Linked DNA regions of Homo sapiens: region 2 is linked to region 1. The links are chromatin contacts, found by Hi-C or POLR2A ChIA-PET in ENCODE. All regions are on one chromosome and are shown on one strand. The core of a region is the stretch at or near the end of the contact, and the rest is flanking DNA. Distances in the headings are between cores, read along the strand shown. Region 1 holds the start of HAGLROS (HAGLR opposite strand lncRNA). Region 2 has its middle 46 kb from the start of NRAL.

Region 1 (4,285 bases), core at 1,148-3,647:
CGGGTGTGTTTTTCCTAGGTTTTAGCTTTATATAGAACACTCACTTGGACCTGGTGAAGATACCAATATCTAACACGCATTCCCATACAACTCTAATGATAAGCCTATGAGGTAGATATCTTTATTGACTCTTTCACTGATGAAACTGAAGTCCAGAAAGATTAAGTGGGTTGCTTAGGGCCACACAGTGTATCAGTAGCAAAGCAGAAAATACAGTGTAGACTGCAACCGAACTCATTAGATTCCTTGCAAAGCCTTCTCTTCTCCCTCCTCTATTCATTTTAGTGAATGACGTGACTCAGTCCCTCAAATCTAGAGATTAACATCCACAACTCCTCTTTTACTCATCCAATTGATCACTAAGTCCTGTGAATTCTACCTCTAAATGTCTTTTCTCTTCACTCTTGTTACATTAGTTCCTCTCTCTGCTGTGTTGTTGCGGTTGCCTCCTATTTTGTTCTTCTTGCCTCGTGTCTCTCCTTTCTCCAATCAGACACAGCATCCCTGAGTTAGCTTCAAAATACATAACTTCACATCCCAGCTTAAAACCTGCAGTGGCTCCCCAGTCTCTAGAGAGTAGGTCCAGACTCCTTCACGTGAACCCTGTGCAACCTCTCTTTTCAGCCAGGATAACCACACTCCAAAGTACTCTCCTTGTTCCAAGCCCAGACTTTGCTTTTTCCTCCCTCTTTGCTTTTGCATGAGTTGTCCTCTCTACCTGGTATGGCTTCCCTTCTTGGCCTGAAAAACGCTTATGTTTCAGGAACCCGAATTCACCTCCTCTGAAACTATTTTTTTTGACATTATAGTACTACTAGTGGCTCCTTTTTTATTAGAGGAACATTTTGACCACACCTCTGTTATAGCACCTGTCATATTGTTTTAAGATTATTTCTCTTCCCCACTAGATTGAAGAGCATACACCATCAGTGACTTGTCTTTGTATCCCAGAGCCCAGCACAGTGTGTATAGGAGCTGTTCACTAGAAATTGGTGAAAGGCAAGGAGGAGGAACAGACTGAACCAAGGACAGCAGGACCAGTAGTTTCATTGCTCAGTGAGTTCAGGACACTGTGTGAGGCTTAATGCTTCAGCTTATATCTATCTGAAGCAAGATGGTAGAACATTTTTCCAAAGCAAGTTAATTTTCCACCCAAGAGGATGAAGGGAGAGAAGGCTGAAGGAAGAGGGGGCAAAGCTGAGGCTTTCTTTCCTTCAGGGACTATTTTCTGTGGCCTGAGGCAACACATTTACTAACTTCAGAAACATCTCAGCTGAAGTCCCGCAGCAAAAAAGGGTAAAAGGGGAACTAGGCTGGAACCTTGTTAGGATTTACAAAGAGAACAGCATGACCACTCCAGAAGGGTTATAAAAATGCTTCACCACTAACTCCACCAAACCCTCCTGCTGTAAACAGCTCTAATGCTAGTGACTACCCTCAGACACTTACTGTCTATCCCTTTAGGGTGTTCTTAAAATACACCGGAAAGAACGGAGGTAAAAATACTGGAGTGTTTCCTCCACACTGGAAAGAGGTGAGTCATATCATTGTGATTGGTGTTTTAAGTATATTTTTATTGTTATTTTAAATGGCATTCAAGTTTAGCTTCAAGTTCAACAGCAGTCTTAGCCTACTTCCTCCCACACAAATACTCCTGCCAGTAAATAGGCACTCTTAAATAAAACAGTGCCTGCAAGAACCTTCTGACCCATTGAAATTAGTCTTGCCCTGTCTTCAGAGGTGTATTCGTCCCTCTCTGGGTGTAGAGCGGTATTTAAGGGTGACACTCGGGCACGCAGGAGGTGTGGCAGGGGGCGGGGAATGCAAGGTCACTGTGGCTCAGGGGCGGGTGTGGGTGCAGGCGCGTTGGGAGGACCCTGGGCGCCCTGGGAAGTCCGAGGGCAGGCGGCAGGGCTGGCGGGCAGCAGTGCTGGCTTCCGACGTGAGGTGGTGACGGCGGGCCCTGCGCCCAGGCCCTGTGCTGCCGACCGCTGTCCTGGCTGCGCAGCTCCCCAGCAGGCGCCGGGCTCAGGTCGCGCCTTCAGTTAGCGCTCAGCCTGCGCTACTGCGTCTCCTCCGCTTGCGATTTCTGGTCGGATCCCAGCTGGCCCAGACTTGCTCTGAAGTAGGAGGAACCGCTGTCGAGCGAAAAGTGCACACCGGGTGATTGATGAACTCTTAATAGAACTAACCTCTCCTGCCCCCAACCCTAGACACACACAGAGAAAACCTCCACCCCAGCCCCTTCTCCAGTCCTCCTCGCGGGCGAGAGGGGACGCGGCCGCCAGCCGGTAGGGTGATTAACTCACCGTCTGTCTTTGCAAAAGTGTTCCAGGTGGATCAGGAGCGCCAGCCCACCCCGCCCGCAGCCTGGCCGCTCGCTGAGGCGCGGAGAGCGCGGAACGAGCGCGCGCATCACGTGGCGGCGCGGACGTTTGTGCCGCGCGCCCGCCAGACCGCCCAGGAGGCGGCGGCTATTGTTCCCCGCAGGGGCCCGGGGCGCCCTGAAACGGGGTCCACGTCAGCCCGCTCCCGAGCGTGTCCTCAGGTCTAAGGACGGGTGGGGCTTCCTTTGTGTGTTCTCTGGAAGGGGCTGGGATGGCGTCGTTGCTGCCCCAAGGGGTAACCGAGGGGGATTGAGGGAAGATGGTACCAGCTCCCTAGAGCTCAGCTCACCAGACCTACTCTTCCGCTCGACCCTTGCAGAGGAGGTGGGGACGGATATGGTATTTGTAGGGCAGCGCTGTGAACAATGGAGCCATCAAAAAGGCCTTCTCCCAGCCTCCTCACCAACCACGGACATTCCTGGCCCAACAAGACCTCCTGGCCAGGTTTTGAGCCCTGCTTCCCAGGTAAAAACACTGCCTGTACCAGAGCTCTCCATGAATTTTGGTTTAAATTAGGATTTAAATTCTTCTGGCCCTTACTAATGTTAAAACCCAGCTTTTATGATTTCTCCAGGTAGTATTCTTTCCTTAAAATAATCCAGACTAGCTATAGGAACCAATCAGGACATTTTGCCCAAGATCTAGGACAGAAAGACTCATGCAGTAACTCCTGCCTTACAGATCTGGGGACCCTTCACCTGCCTCTACTACTGCAAATGATTGGATATTCGTCTGACTTGGCTCTTCCCTAATGTGTGGAACTAATTTTGTTCACTCTGTTTCATGCTGGACCTGGCCTGAAAATGGGCCCTTATATTGTCTTTGCACTTTCCAACTTGCCAAGGTAGGTGTGAAACCTGAGGGAAGTTTTTAGGAATAGGCTTTAGGCCAGGTACTTAAATCCATTTGTTCCCAACCTTGGACTCCAAAGATAAGGGCATTTGTAGCTGGAGTAGAAAAGAAGGGAACAATGAGAACTAAGATTTCATCCTCTGTGATGATTCTTATCATTCACCGTCCTTCCTCTCCAGCATCACCAGTGCAGAAAGTGCAGAGGACTTATGTACCCAATCTTTTTTTTTTTTTTTTTTTTTTTTTGAGATAGAGTTTCACTCTTGATGCCCAGGCTGGAGTGCAATGGTGTGATCTCAGCTCACTGCAACCTTGCCTCCCAGGTACAAACGATTCTCCTGTCTCAGCCTCCCAATATACCCAATCTTTCTCCTTTCTATCCAGGCCTTCTGCAAGAGAGATCTAAGAACCAGCCCTCAAAGATGGTAAGGGCTTGGCTAGTGACAGCCCAGTCTCAGCTCCCTGTGCCCAAAGTGTCGGAACAGGGCCACTCAACCCAAGCCCTACATATATACTCTGGGAAGTTGCAGTGCCTCGAAGTGATCAGGCCATAGTCCTGTGAAGACTGGGGTCATCCATGTCCCTTCCTGCCTACTCACAAACTTCTGTTCTTCCTATTCTTTTCTTTCAGTTTCTGAAAGAAGGACCAAAGTAATGCCAAGAACTCCCAGATGAAGAGGACCTTCCTTAGACCTATAACAGATTCACTACTTGACTTCAGAGGGAAGTTTCAGCTAATTCTCAGGAAAAGGTCAAAACAGGCCTGTGACTGTCCCTTGAATACTGAAGGTATAAACAAGCTTCTGGCTCCTCCAGGTCAAGCAGAGGAACACTTTTATTAGAATGAAGGGTTACTTCTTTGTTATTCAAACACACACCCACACACATCCTCTGTAGTCTCCCTAATGAAAAACCTCAACAGATGGAGAGCCTGAGCTCCCAAGTCCGCAGGCTGAGAAGATGCACTTCACTCAAGGGCCAGTGGGCTGGTACAGACTAGGGAAGAGAAAAGGGACAAAGGCTGCTAGTATAGGTAATCACTATCT
Region 2 (4,285 bases), core at 603-3,102, 380 kb before region 1:
AGTATCTACTGCATAAGCAATTAACACAAGGCAGACCCATAGAGTTCAGTAAATGTGTGTGACGATGATGACATATACATGCCTTCTTTCTGCCGCAGACAAGGTGCCTGGGCTCAAGCATATATTTCAATATTATAAAGGGGTAGCAGAAGGTATCTTTGTGGCGATGAACCAATTTTTTACCTTGTTTGTAGTGGTGGTTCATGCATCTACACGTGATAAATTGCATAGAACTATGCACACATACAAATGCATACAAGTAAACGGGTGAAATCTACATAAATTCCACAAATTGTACCAATGTCAATTTCCTGGTTTTGACGTTGTATCACAGTTATGTAAGATGTTACCATTGTGGGAAACTGGGTGAAGGGTACACAGGGCTTTTCTGTACTATTTTGTAATTTCTTGTGACTCTATAATTATTTAAAAATTAAAAGAAGATTCAAGGTTTTTCTTTTTTAACCACTAAAAGATTTCATTAAAAATATAAATGTTTTTGCTTCCTCACTTACCGAAAAAAAAATTCTTAAAATAAAAATTTTCACCTGTTTCTGGAGACTACATCACTAAAGTGGAAACCATTTTTTGCCAGTAAATGTGGTTCCAAGAATTTGAGACGGATTATGCAAATGACTGATTTGTACTATCATACATTTTTAAATACTTTAAACATAACAATTATAGGTGTTGAAACTTAAAACATTGATGAACAGCTGTTAACTTTTAAAATTATAATAAAATTAAAGTGGCCATCATTAAAGAAAGGAAAACCAAGCACTCGTCTATAGAAACTATTTTTTAAGATACAAAGCTCCAATATGTTCTTAAGAAAAAAAATGCACTTGCCTCTTCTCCCAAGTAATATATTTTAGCTTCTCATTATGAATAATCCATCTTTCTCTATGTTCATGGAAGGAGTAAAGCTCAGTCTTTATTTGCTTCTACAGGAAATTTTATTTTCTGTAGAAAGCTAGTCAATTCAGAATAAAGGGACTAATTTATATTTGACCACTAGGTGTCACTGTTGATGGTGGCGTGGGCGATAAGGAGGGGGAGGGGAATTGAAAGCAAGCTCAGGGGATTTGGGGGGTTGAGTTTGTTGTTGCTGTTGTTTTTAAACATAAAATGCTCACATCATTGCCATTCTCCCTCTCTAGGTACGGCAGGGTGGTAGGAAGGAAAGAGAGAAGTATGAAGACACAGCTTTGGCAGTGTTTCCGTAATGACTGGCCCTCAGACCACCCTAGCAGATTGCTGACTGCCGAGCCACAATCCCAACAGAAATTGACTCTTCAAGTCCATTTTAATCATTCCCTAACCACCTCGCGGGAAAACAGAAAAACGTCAATGACTCCACGTTGGGAAAGCGAGGCTCTCCTCGGCCATGCCTGCCTAGTGCTGAAGAAATCAGATGAATAATTTATATCACAAAGCAGTGTGCAGGGTCAGCTCGTGTGTGAAGGGGCTCTGAGTGAGGAGCTCTGGGCGCACGTCAGAAACATCATCTATGAGGCCAATAAACAAATCCAGGCGGAAGAGCCTCAGGAAGTGGAATGGGAATTTTTTGTCAGCAAAGATCAGTGAAGTCCAATTTAATTCTGGACTTGGCTGTATGAAATGGGAACGTTTTCAAAGCCCGTGGAAAATCAAACAATGAAAAAGAGATTTTCCTGATGTACTTGGCACAGACTCCAAGGATAGCAAGACGGGCAGTGCTGCCTGGACCCCGGAGGGAGATCGTCCTTATCTTCAGAACAGCCAGGGCCCGATGCCGAGCCTCACGGTCAGGGGTCGGTTCCCGTACCCAGTAGCATACCCAGGATCTGCAGGCGGGGCGGGGCTCGCTGGCAAAGCCCTGCAGAGGAGGCTGCCGTGTGCCCGTGCTATTTCAATCAAGCGTCTCTAGCTGGAGCTCTTATTCTTTCACTTTCCTAAGGGGGAGAAAGTTAAAGAAAACTAGGGAGTTGGAGTGGAAGGGAGTTTTGAGGAGAGAGCCTAAACAAGGGGTACTAACCCCCTTGTAAGCATCTAGAGGAGAATTTTAAAAAATGGAGGAAGGAGTTGAAATACATGGCCCAAAAGTTTTCATATTTGAAAATAGTTCCTTGCTCACTTATGTTATAAACTATTGCATCAAATGACCATTTCTAACCATTGTCTCATCAAATGAGACATTTCTCAGGGCAGGATTAGTAGTTTATACTTAACCACAATCATTGGAGGCAAGTTAGTGGGATAATCATGTAATAAATTAAAAAAATAAAAAACAGAAAAAGAGGTAAGCAACGAACATCGAGTGCCAACTACACGTCAGGTATTATCCTCAGTGTTTTCTGTGCATCAACTCATTTAATCTTCAAACAACGCTACAAAGCAGGCACTCATATTATTCCTATTAGAGATGAGAAAATGGAGAGAGAGAGAGGAGGTCAAATGGCTTGCCCACGGTCGCAGAGCCTGTAAGCGGCAGACTACCTCCAAGTCACTCAGCAGCAAACATAGGTCTAGAACTCAGAGCTCTGACCCTTACCACCCAGGCTCTCCTTATGGATCTTTTACCATCTTGTGCCCTGTGAAATGTCTACCAAGTTCAGATCCTAACCACTGAGAGCCATAAAATGTATGCACAACAGAATTTCTCTACTTGCTACATTCTGACAAAGTACTACACCAAAAGATGGAATGCAAACTAGGCTGTGAGGCCAGCCCTTGACAGGCATGCCTTTTGTGGCTCACAGCTTCAACTACTACCTCAGGCAAGCCCTTGAGACATCTCTCTGGACCAACTTCTCTTCATATAGCCACTTAGTCTCTGGTCAGAGTCAACTAGCTATATGAGACTATAGATCAAACATTCATTGTGATTTACACGAAATTAATTTCCAGAAAGTGTAAGTAATGGTACTTTGTATGAAAACACATATTTTCCAGGAATTTTTTATTGCCCATGACACACACACTAAGATTTTGCCAAAATAAGTTCAAGCCAGTTGTGTAACTGTACTCAAAATAGCTGAGGCTACATAAAATGTCTTTTGGGCACTGACTCAGGGGGAAAAAAAACAAATGTGCTCCTTAATAACCCTGGTAGCTGTACTGACTCTAACAGATAATTTTCTAGTCCAGCAACAGTATTGCAGTTTGTCATTAATAGATGTGAGGAATTTCTTTAGTTGGAATGAAGCCACAATTAGTAGATGTCCTTTACCCCTACACCTGCACCGCCCCTCCCCCTCCCCCCAAAAAGAAGCAGCCTCTGGAAATAAACCCAGAGGAAGTATTCACTCTGGAAAATAAATGCGAGTATCAAAGTACAGTCAAAGTTTTTGTGGAGGTTCTTATTGTATTTCTTTTAGGATAGACACTAAGCATGAACAATGGGATGATCTGTCAGACTTATCATTCCTGTTGCACTTCCAATGAGCCAGGATTATTTCCCTACCAATGATTTGCCTAGTGCATTAGGTAGGGCTTTCTAGAGAAACAAAACCAGTAGGATATATGTATAGTGTGTGTATATATATATATATGATGGGAATTGGCTCATGAAATTATGCAGACCCAGAAGACCCGTGATATGCCATCTGCAAGCTGGAAAACAAGGAAAGCCAGTGCTGTAATTAATTCTGAGTCCTAAGATGTCACTGAGGGATGGGGAATGGGAGGCACTTGTGTGAGTTTGAAGGCCCCATAACCAGGAGTTTGATGTCCAAGGGCAGGAGAAGATGGATGTTTCAGCTCAAAGAGAGAGAGGGAATTCATCCTTCCTCCATCTTTTTCTTCTATCTGGGCCCTCAAGAGATGGGACAATGCCAGCGCATATTGGTAAGGGTGAATCTTCTTTGCTCAGTCTACTGATTCAAATGCTAATCTCTTCTGGAAACACTCTCACAGACATACCCAGAAATAATGTTTTACCAGCTACCCAGGCACCCCTTAACCCAGTCAAGTTGACACATAAAATTAGCCATCACAACGAGGAAGTAAGGTTCACAACCAGAATTAAAAGGACTTTAGAATTAAACTGTCTTCAAGTGGCCAAAGAAACTTAACTTTCAAACTTCCCCTAAATTCTGATAAACTTTTGAAAAACGTTTTCTCTTTTATTTTGCCACATACATATCCAGATGCCAACACCACACTATTACCTGGGAAATGATGACAGAAAAGGAAAAATTAAAAATAAACACAAAATGTTTATTAAGATAATTATGATTGAATACAAAGTTTCAATAAATTAATTCTTCCGTATTCATGAAACCCAACTACAATAGACAACTGT

What was found. Hi-C counts contacts between places; a loop is a spot of excess contacts on that map. ChIA-PET counts read pairs that join two places held with the same protein, here RNA polymerase II (POLR2A). Pooled maps may share reads with other maps.
Region 2: a map of endothelial cell of umbilical vein shows a loop between it and region 1 (5-fold over the local background). The contact joins the enhancer-like site here to the promoter of HAGLROS in region 1. A Hi-C loop is called at or near these places in 1 of 168 maps with a recorded cell type or tissue (endothelial cell of umbilical vein) and 7 of 50 pooled maps. POLR2A ChIA-PET finds 5 or more read pairs at or near these places in 1 of 52 experiments (AG04449).

What each region holds. Positions count from the first base shown.
Region 1 is chr2:176,176,278-176,180,562 of GRCh38, reverse strand. It overlaps HAGLROS (HAGLR opposite strand lncRNA), which reads right to left and starts at 2,397. Exons shown (of 2, transcript NR_110457.1): 1 at 2,310-2,397; 2 at 1,554-2,138. It overlaps HAGLR (HOXD antisense growth-associated long non-coding RNA), which reads left to right. Exons shown (of 3, transcript NR_033979.2): 2 at 3,069-3,231; 3 at 3,871-4,285. RefSeq lists an enhancer at 2,206-3,000.
Region 2 is chr2:176,551,383-176,555,667 of GRCh38, reverse strand. No RefSeq gene overlaps it. Among named protein-coding and RNA genes, the nearest start is that of NRAL, 46 kb to the right of the region's middle. RefSeq lists an enhancer at 893-1,187. Within about 2 kb of position 1,852, at least 25 of the 41 ENCODE cell types and tissues checked have a DNase peak (open chromatin) inside an H3K27ac peak, as active enhancers do; they include endothelial cell of umbilical vein, where a contact is called at or near this core.